Linked DNA regions of Homo sapiens: region 2 is linked to region 1. Evidence: chromatin contacts called from ENCODE Hi-C or POLR2A ChIA-PET data. All regions are on one chromosome and are shown on one strand. Each heading gives the region's core, a stretch centred on a gene start or an enhancer-like site at or near the end of the contact. The rest is flanking DNA. Distances are from core to core; before and after follow the strand shown. Region 1 overlaps LINC02664 (long intergenic non-protein coding RNA 2664). Region 2 overlaps LOC105376481 (a long non-coding RNA gene).

What was found. A loop is a pair of places that touch in the nucleus more often than their neighbours do. ChIA-PET counts read pairs that join two places held with the same protein, here RNA polymerase II (POLR2A). Pooled maps may share reads with other maps.
Region 2: a map of ascending aorta shows a loop between it and region 1 (2.0-fold over the local background). The contact joins two enhancer-like sites. A Hi-C loop is called at or near these places in 2 of 168 maps with a recorded cell type or tissue (aorta and ascending aorta) and 4 of 50 pooled maps. POLR2A ChIA-PET finds 5 or more read pairs at or near these places in 6 of 52 experiments (BJ, Caco-2, HEK293T and 3 more).

What each region holds. Positions count from the first base shown.
Region 1 is chr10:31,260,418-31,264,828 of GRCh38, reverse strand. It overlaps LINC02664 (long intergenic non-protein coding RNA 2664), which reads right to left. Exons shown (of 3, transcript NR_134478.1): 3 at 3,277-3,834. Among named protein-coding and RNA genes, the nearest start is that of ZEB1-AS1, 56 kb to the left of the region's middle. Within about 2 kb of position 1,993, at least 4 of the 41 ENCODE cell types and tissues checked have a DNase peak (open chromatin) inside an H3K27ac peak, as active enhancers do; they include IMR-90 and ascending aorta, where a contact is called at or near this core.
Region 2 is chr10:31,127,375-31,131,785 of GRCh38, reverse strand. The region is part of intron 2 of LOC105376481 (a long non-coding RNA gene); the gene reads right to left. It overlaps LOC105376482 (a long non-coding RNA gene), which reads left to right. Exons shown (of 4, transcript XR_001747412.2): 3 at 1,268-1,377; 4 at 1,615-1,803. Among named protein-coding and RNA genes, the nearest start is that of LINC02664, 58 kb to the left of the region's middle. Within about 2 kb of position 2,350, at least 7 of the 41 ENCODE cell types and tissues checked have a DNase peak (open chromatin) inside an H3K27ac peak, as active enhancers do; they include IMR-90 and ascending aorta, where a contact is called at or near this core.

The sequences.
Region 1 (4,411 bases), core at 744-3,243:
GAGGAGCAGACTGATTTAATCACTGTGGTTTTATAATATACTTCAATATTTGATCGGGCTAGTCTTTCACCAGTTTTCTTTTTTGTTTGTTCATTCGTTTGTTTTAATGTACCTTATTTTTTCAGAGCAGTTTTAGGTTGAAAGAAAATTTGAGTGGTAGGCACAGAGATTTCCCATATCCCCCATCCCCATATATACCCAGCCTCCCCTACTGCCAACATCTCCCACAACATCTCCCACCAGAATGATGCATCTGTTACCTCTCTGAACCTACATTGACACAACATTACCCAGTCTTCTTTTAATAAAATAAACACTTTTTGAGATGGCTTTTTCTTCCAGGTGAACTACTATGCAATTTTTTTCCCCTTCTGAAAGTGTGTCAGCCTGGCTTCTCCAGAAAGTAGAGGCCAAGACGAAAGGCTTAATGTTATTAGGAAGTGCAACCCCAGGAGACACCCAAGAGGGTCCCAGAGAATGAAGCAGGGAAAGTAGAGCCTAAACAAGAAGGTGCTAGCTCACTGGCTGCTTCTCTGTGCACCTGATTGTTTCTTTCTACAGGGCTATCCTCTGATAATTTGAACAGCGTCTCAAGCCAGTCAATCCACAAGGAAGAGGGGGCCCTCATAACTCATTGGTTTAAGTTTCACTCACTGGCCCTTATATCTCATTATATTTAAGTTTCACCCCATAGGGAGTTCACTCCACATACCTCAGGGTTGAACATGACTCAGAGCCTAGTGTTCCATGGTGTGTCATGCCCAGGTGTCAGATGGGGTCCTGGTCAGATCCCCGGCAGAGCCAGCGCAGGACAATTGGCAGAGCAATGGAAGGGATGCCGAGAGAACGTAAATATGGAATAAGTACCCTTCTTTCTGTTATCCAGTTTTCCCATTCTAGAACTTAGCAATACCATTTGAAAAGGAAGTTCTTCCATTTACTCCTAAAGGCATGTTCCTTATGTTCTCTTGGATTTGCTTCCATTAGGATCAAATCAACAAAAAGCTGTATTATAAAAGGGAGAGGGTGGGACCCCTTAACTTAATGAAGAAATGCCATCTCCTGATGTAACCACCAGTCCCTGTGAGGTAACCTAACTTAGTTAAAGAGAAAATGCAGACAGTATGATACTGTTTTGAAAGTCAGAGGGATTTGCTATTGCCTTTGGGGGAAAGACTTCACTCATTCCCTGGCATAGGAGCCCGGGGATTAGAGAATCAGTTAGCATTCTCCTGCCTCTCCCGAGCCACTTCTGATCATCATCAAGGCAACTTATATTCTCCCCAGATGCTTATTAAGGTACCCTACAGCTTTGTACTTAGCAGTAAATTACTCTTGTTCAAAACGTGGCTTGAGAACCACGTGATAGCCAACTTAGCACTGAATCCTATAGAATGTTCAGTGTCGAAAAAGACATGTGATGGATCTCCCTCAAACTATACTCCCCTGCCTGCCACCAAGAACTCAAACTCTTCCTAGACCATAAATAACATCCTGGGCACTGTAAATACCTCCAGTGAGCTATATGGAAGGAACTTGCCCCATCTTTTGACATGCTAGGAGTCTGAAAGTCAGTTACAGGTGATCGTTTTGCACTCAAGAGAATGGTCTCTATGAGCCTGGTTTTTCCGTCCTGTACAAAAAACTTAATGAGATCCAGGTGAAAAGTTTCTGGCCTACGATACTAAGGGGTCTAATACGTGCAACCAAAGATACCAGTTATTTGTCAGGATGATTATTCTGGGACACGCTGAGCTTTGGGTTGGTCCTTGTCCAACCACAGAATTGCTGCATGCCCTTTGGAGGTGTTTTACTAGCTTCTCCATGTCTAGATGTACTAGTGTTATTATACAATATCAGATTTCCCCACAAAATGCCAATGCAATTGGCTATTCATTTGTGTGCACCAACATTATTATTTACTGTACTTAGTCCGTTTTGTAGTATTTAGTGACCTTCACCAGAAGTTCAGCATTCTTGGCAGGCATTTTTCCCTTGGCCACAGAGGAACCCTGTATTTCTCTGGCTCTGGCTCCTTCCAAGAGATGGGAATGTAATAGCAGCAGCTGAAGATATGAAAATAACTGGGAACAAAATAGACATCAAATTCAGAAAAGGACTGAAAAAAAAAAAAAAACCAGCAGAAGCCGTTCTTTTTCGACACTGAACATTCTATAGGATTCAGTGCTAAGTTGGCTGTCACATTGCTATTTTAAACAGAGGGAAAAACATAGGTAGATCGACATGTGATTTTATATTTTAAACACAGATATAGAATTCTGACTCCAGATTTTACTCTTAGATCCATGTGGGTGATTAATCGTAAATTCTGAAAAACATGGTTACAAGAATAGAACAGACTTCTAATACAGTTCCCTTTTTAACCAGACATAAATAAAACTTTAGAACTTCACAAAAAAATGAGTCTAGTGGGGTGGATGATGTTTCTGTTAATAATTTTAGAGTGTGATTTTTTTCAGGTTTAAAAAAAAAAAGCTTCACTGATTGTAAGGCTGAAGTTCATTGAGATACACAATGTCTTTCAGTGAGCATTCCAAAAAACCGAATGTCTCCTTCTGGCATGAATTGTTCTTTCTGCAGCATTCCAAGCTGACACAGCCACATTTCTTCCGTTATATGTTCTATTACCCATGAGACTGCAGGAGAGTCCCACCTAAAAGCATTAATGTTGCTACATTACCATAAAAGTCTGCCCTGCGAGTATTACTTAAAAAACAAACAAATGGGCCGCATTAGAACAGATTGATAGCAGCCTCCCCTCTTGGATTGAAGAAAACATCCACTTAACACTCTGGTTGCTGTAGGTTCATTCCTGCAAAGAGGATATCAACTTCCAAGTTAAAGCCTTTCTACAGTGTACAGAGACATCCATTGCCTTTTTTGCTTTTTTTGTTTTTATTTTTCCCCTAAGGTATTTAAAATATGTGCAATATCTTAAATCTAAAGCTATCTTTCAGATTAAGAAGGAGAAATATTTAAACATTTATGCATTCAGTTCATGATTCAGAGATTTATTTATAAAACTGTTGATTTTGGGACACCCAACTCTTGCATTTAAACTGCCGAAGTGAGTCATGTTGTGGGAGGTAATTACTACCAGAAAGTACAACTAACTTGTAAGCTTCTCTTTAAAATGTCCACTCACAATCTACAATTACTGCAAATAACAGGCTTACCAGGACTTTTACTCTGTTTTATGGCTGTGTATATTTATTATGAGTGCATTAGGCAATACCCAAACATACTTTTCTCGCATAGGGGTTCTTATAGGAGAAATGAGTCCCTTTATTAGTATCAGTGTAGATTTCTGAGGATGTAGGATTGAAAAGATATAAACTCAAAGTATCCCTTCCATTACAGGAAACAGCCTGGGGAACAGCTGGTTCAAGAGTAATAATAGATTCCAATTGTCAGAAAATGTATACCTATGATTTGTGCATCGTTAAAGAGCATATCCAACCCACTGAAATTCTAGCAGGCACTTCCCTCTTTAACACCTCCATGCCTCTCTGAGGCTGACTTTGTGTCCTCCTGGGAGGCTGTCTGAGTCTTCATTCTGTGATTGATGAAGTCCACACCTAACTGACTAGAAGCTGAGTGGGCAGCTTCTTGTGGGCCATAATGTCAGAGTCTCTGAGAACATCCTGCAGTTCATGGTTCTTTCTGCACTGATCAATGCCTAAAATTTCACAGATAAGATGTCCAGAGGTGGCTTACACCTGTAATCCAGCACTTTGGCAGGCTGAAGCAGGAGGATCACTTGAGGCTAGGAGTTCAAGACCAGCCTGGGCAACACCATAGGGAGACCTGTCTCTACAAAAAAAAAAAAAAATTAGGAACAGAAATATCTAGAGAGCTGGTGTTGTAGAAAGGAGAAGGAGTAGTAGGAGGGAATTCGGTGTTTGAGTCAAAGTAAATAAGAGACTGCTGCAGCAGGGGTTGGGGAAATCACCCGAAAAGAAAGGCTGGAATTTCCAAAGACAAACTCTGGCTTCCTGATGTTTTTGCCCTGCCATATCCTTAACCTACCTTTGACTAAACCTTGCTCAAAGCAACTCCACTGGGATACCAAGGCCACCCAGTCTTCCCTAAAGCTCCCTTGACTCCTGCAACAAACACATACTCTTCTTCGGTGGGCTTGAGACTTAACCAACTAAATAACCATGCCTCTTTACACTGCCTATGATCCAACAGCCTTATTGGACCTGTCCACGTTCATTCATTTGTACTGTTTCACTCATAATTTATTCAATACTATTGATCGAGTGCCCTCTATGTGTCAGTTGTTGTGCCAGGCCAGGCATGGTGGTTCACGCCTGTAATCCCAACACTTTGGGAGGCCAAGGCGGATCACCTGAGTCCAAGAGTTCAAGACTAGCCTGGCCAACAT
Region 2 (4,411 bases), core at 1,101-3,600, 130 kb after region 1:
TAATAGTTTCTAATTTACAGTCTTGTTAAGACGTTAAAAGCTCTTATAGGCACGTAGAATTCTCATGGTAGATATAAATTTTATTTAAATTGCTAATAATTGGTTAATTAAAAAATAAATATCCAACCTCTAATAGGTTAATTTAACTAATTAAGCCTGGTGTATTAATGGAGAGGGATCACAGTGGCTGATAGCCCGAGGGACTAGGTTTTCTCTGCTTGCTGCCTTTGAGCTTGAGTGAAGCCTTCTGCGCCTTGGCTATTTGTTGCTTTTCCAGCTAGAAGGATTCCAAGTCTTCAACAGCATTACTGAGCTCTTCCTCTCAATAAGTTTAAGTTGTAATTTCATTACACTTCATTCTCAAATAGAAGAGTTGAGCAGCTGTGTAGCAAGATCCAAAACACTTTGTTTACAATTAGTTTTCCAAGGATTGGCTTAATAGCCAGTGGCAAATTTCTCAGCAATAGGTTTATGAGCCAGAGAAGCATTTCTTTTTTTTTTTTTTTTTTTGGATACAGGGTCTGGCTCTGTTGCCCAGGCTGGAGTGCAGTGGTGCAATCATAGCTCAGTGCAGCCTTGAACTCCTGGGCTCAAGTGATTCTCCTTCCTCAGCCTCCTTATTAGCTGGGACTACAGGTGTACACCACCATACTTGGCTAATTTTTTAACATTTTGTAGAGATGGGTGTCTTGCTATGTTGCCCAGGCTGGGTTTAAACTCTTGGCCTCAAGCAACCCTCCCACCTTGGCCTCCAGAGGACCATATTATTTTAAACAATAGAGACTGTTTACAGTGAAAAGGAAAATAGAATCGTACCTTATTTGTTGTAGCTTAATTTGGCCATAAAAGAGTCAATATTGTATTTTCAGAGAAGAAAAATTTTCAGGGGCCTTATATGAGAACACAGTGTGAAAATTCACATTATTTTCAAACTGTATTTAAACCACCCAGCCTAAAAGAAAGTTGCTTCTGGAAAGTCAAAGATGCTCTGAAAATGAGTGGAGATATGGTTTCTTACCTATGTGTATAAAATGAACAGTTTTATTCTTTCAACTCTTTATTATCTCTATAGGACATTAAGTTGGGCCGCATGTGCTAGACTAGATGTCTGGAGTAAATCTGTTTTCAGATATAATCTCTGGAGCATTCATGAAAGCTTCATATTTTGACACAGGAAGCAAAGAACATACTTGCAAATGCTGGCTCTGTTCATGGATGGAATGGTGCTTGAAACAAGTATCCTGCTGACATTACTTAACTCTTACAGGGGTCATTACTTAGGGATCAGCAATTTGCTAAAGATGAACAGATTCTAAGAAGATGGTTTTCCAGCAGCAACCAATTTTAAATCTGGACTGTGCACCAGGCACCTCTTGGGTATGACCTCAGTGCCTTTGGGTGTCCCTTGTCCCTCATTCCAGCTACTGATGCAGGTTCTGAGCAGCTTCCTGCTGGGGCCTTGCCTCATGCCTTTGCCTCACACCTCTGCTGGAGCTTCCAGAGTCTGCCCTGGAGCTTCTCTAAGCCGTCGGGGGCCCATGCATTTTGCCCAACCCAGGAGTGATCAATGGAGTCTAAGTGCTAATGGATAAATGTTTTCCTTTCTTCCCCCAGATGGACAGCCCTGAAACATCTTTCATGCAACTCCTCAGGCAGCCCAGAAACAGCCAGGAACCATTCGCCAGGAGCTGTGGCCAACTTAATAACTCATCCTTGTATTGGTTTCCATCCTCTGTCCTTCATCCGTCTTGTCTTTTACTCCTACTTGCTGGATCACACATCCCAATAAATTTTTGCACTCAAGCGTTTGTCTCAGGATCTGCTGTCCGGAGGACCAAGACTAAGTTCAAGTCATATTTTTTTTTTTTTGAGATGGAATCTCACTCTGTTGCCCAGGCTGGAGTGCAGCGGCATGATTTTGATTCACTGCAACGTCCACCTCCCGGGTTCAAGTGATTGTCCTGCCTCAGCCTCATGAGTAGCTGGGATTACAGGTGCACGCCACCACACCTGGCTAATTTTTGTATTTTTAGTAGAGACAGGGTTTCACCATGTTGGTCAGGCTGGTCTCAAACTCCTGGCCTCGTGATCCGCCCGCCTCGGCCTCCCAAAGTGCTGGGATTACAGGCATGAGCCACTGCGCCCAGCTGCCTTTTTTTTTTTTTTTTTTAACTAAATTGAGTTACACTGCCTAGGCTATCTTCACACACCCCCACCATCTCAGGCAGTTTTCCAAATGCAGAAAGCTCAGTCCTCTTTTCACTGAGTGCATCTGCATCCTGGTGTGTGCATGAAATGGGTGATGGGGTAACCTGTCTCCTTGCGTTGCATGTGGTGGGTCTCAGGGAGAGTGCTGAGTCATGATGTCTTGGCAACAGTCACAGCAGGACCCAGAATGGAGTTTACAGTGCAGATCCAGCAACTGGTTGGGAATTCTGGCCCTGTGCTTTTGTCTGCTAACTTTAACTTGGCCCTGTGTTATTTTTCCAAGCCATATTTTTAACTTACTCCTAAGTTTTTTTATTTGTTCATTTCATCCTGCTGTATTTGTGGATTTGATATAAATAAGCAAAGATTGGTGTGAGTAGACCTTTTTTAAAAAAATCATGTCTAAAAGTCCCAAAGTCACATTGAATACTCTTACTATATGATGTAGCTTTTTAAAAATGATGAGAAAATTGTGGTTTTGAAAAGTAAGTGTAAAAACTTTACTGTCTTCATTTGGAGATGATTTATTGAATTTGTTTAATCACTAACAAGCCTGGAACAAAATTATGCCATCCACAGCGAGAATTATACAACTTTGAACAACAGTTCTGGCATGCTATGGGGACCTCATAGAGACACAGTATCTGACCATGGGACACAAAGTGACCATGTGGCCAAAGCAGCCCATCAGGAGCTGGGTTCTGTCGAAACCACTATGTCATGTCATTGGATAGGCCCTGGAACAATCCATTGTAAGACTGGACTGGTACATCTGGGATTAGGCCTAAGCAGGACCAGAGGGCACAGTCAAGCTGCACAATAGCCATCCACTATTACTGTACCAGCACTTCCCTCTCAGCTCACACCCACAGCCATATGTAAGACCCTTATGATTAGCTGACTAAGAGGAAGGAGCTCAAGCTTGCTTCATGGATGGGCCAGCTCTGTACATCCGTGCAAGCTGAAAATGAATGGGAACTGTGCTACAGTCCCATTCAAGGGTGGTCTTAAAAGACAGTGTGGATGGTGGTGTCCCTGGTCATACACTTTGTTTTGAAAGAGAAGTGGCCTGGGGTCGTGATATATGCAGACTTATGGGCAGTACCAAATGGCTTGACCAAATGGGCAGGGGCCTAGTAGGAGACAGATTGGCAGATTGGCCACAAGGAGGTCTGGAGTAGAGACACGTGCATGGACTACAGGAGTGTTGAAGGTCTTTGTATCACATGTTAACACCCACAAGAGAGGCACTAAACATACAGGTAGACAAAATGACTAACCAGTTGACAGCAGTCCCTGTCATCATCCACTCCAGGGCCGGCGCTGAATAGAATAGCCATGGTGGCAGGTATGGAAGCTATGCATGGGCCCACCAGTATTGGCTCCCGCTTACCAAAGCTTTTCTAGCCACTGCTACTGCCAAATGTCTAACATTCTAGCAGCAGAGAGTGATACTGGGGTCCCAGTAGAGCCTATACCTCAAGGAGACCAACCGGACACTCTGGCAAATTCACTACACTGGATACCTTCCACCCTGGAAGATGCAGCAATTAATTTTAACCTGAATGGGCACATATCCATATCCTGGGCATGGGTTCACATTTCCTGCCCTTAGCACTTTGGTGAGCACCACTATTCAAGGGCTTCTATCGTGTTAAATCCACCTTCATGGGATCCGTATAATATCACATCAGGGCAAGGAGCCCACTTTTCAGCAAAGGAGTTGTTAGAATGGGCGCATGCCCGTGGACTCCACTGAACGGTTCTAGCACATGCTATGACACCCTGGGGCTTCAAGCCACATAAAGCAATGGTATAGACAGAACTGTTGGGGCTTAGCCAATACACCAGCTCAAAAGTGATGCCTTGTCAGGATGGAGCACCATTCTCCAGGAGGCAGAATACATCTTAAAGCAAAGACCTTTATATGGCACTGTGTTCACACGGGTAAAATACATGAGTCCGGGAACCAAGGAGTGGAAATAGGAGTGTCTCTGCCAGCCATCACTCCCAATGACCTACTTGGAGAATCCCCCAAACACTGAGCTCTGTGGGTTTTGAGGTACTCATTTTTTAAGGGAGAATGCTTCTGACAGGTGACACAGCAACAGCCCATTGAATCATAACTGTGGCTGATCCATGGACACAGCTTGCACCAAGGGGACCACAGGCAAGAAAGAGGAGTCGCCATCTTGGAAGGGAT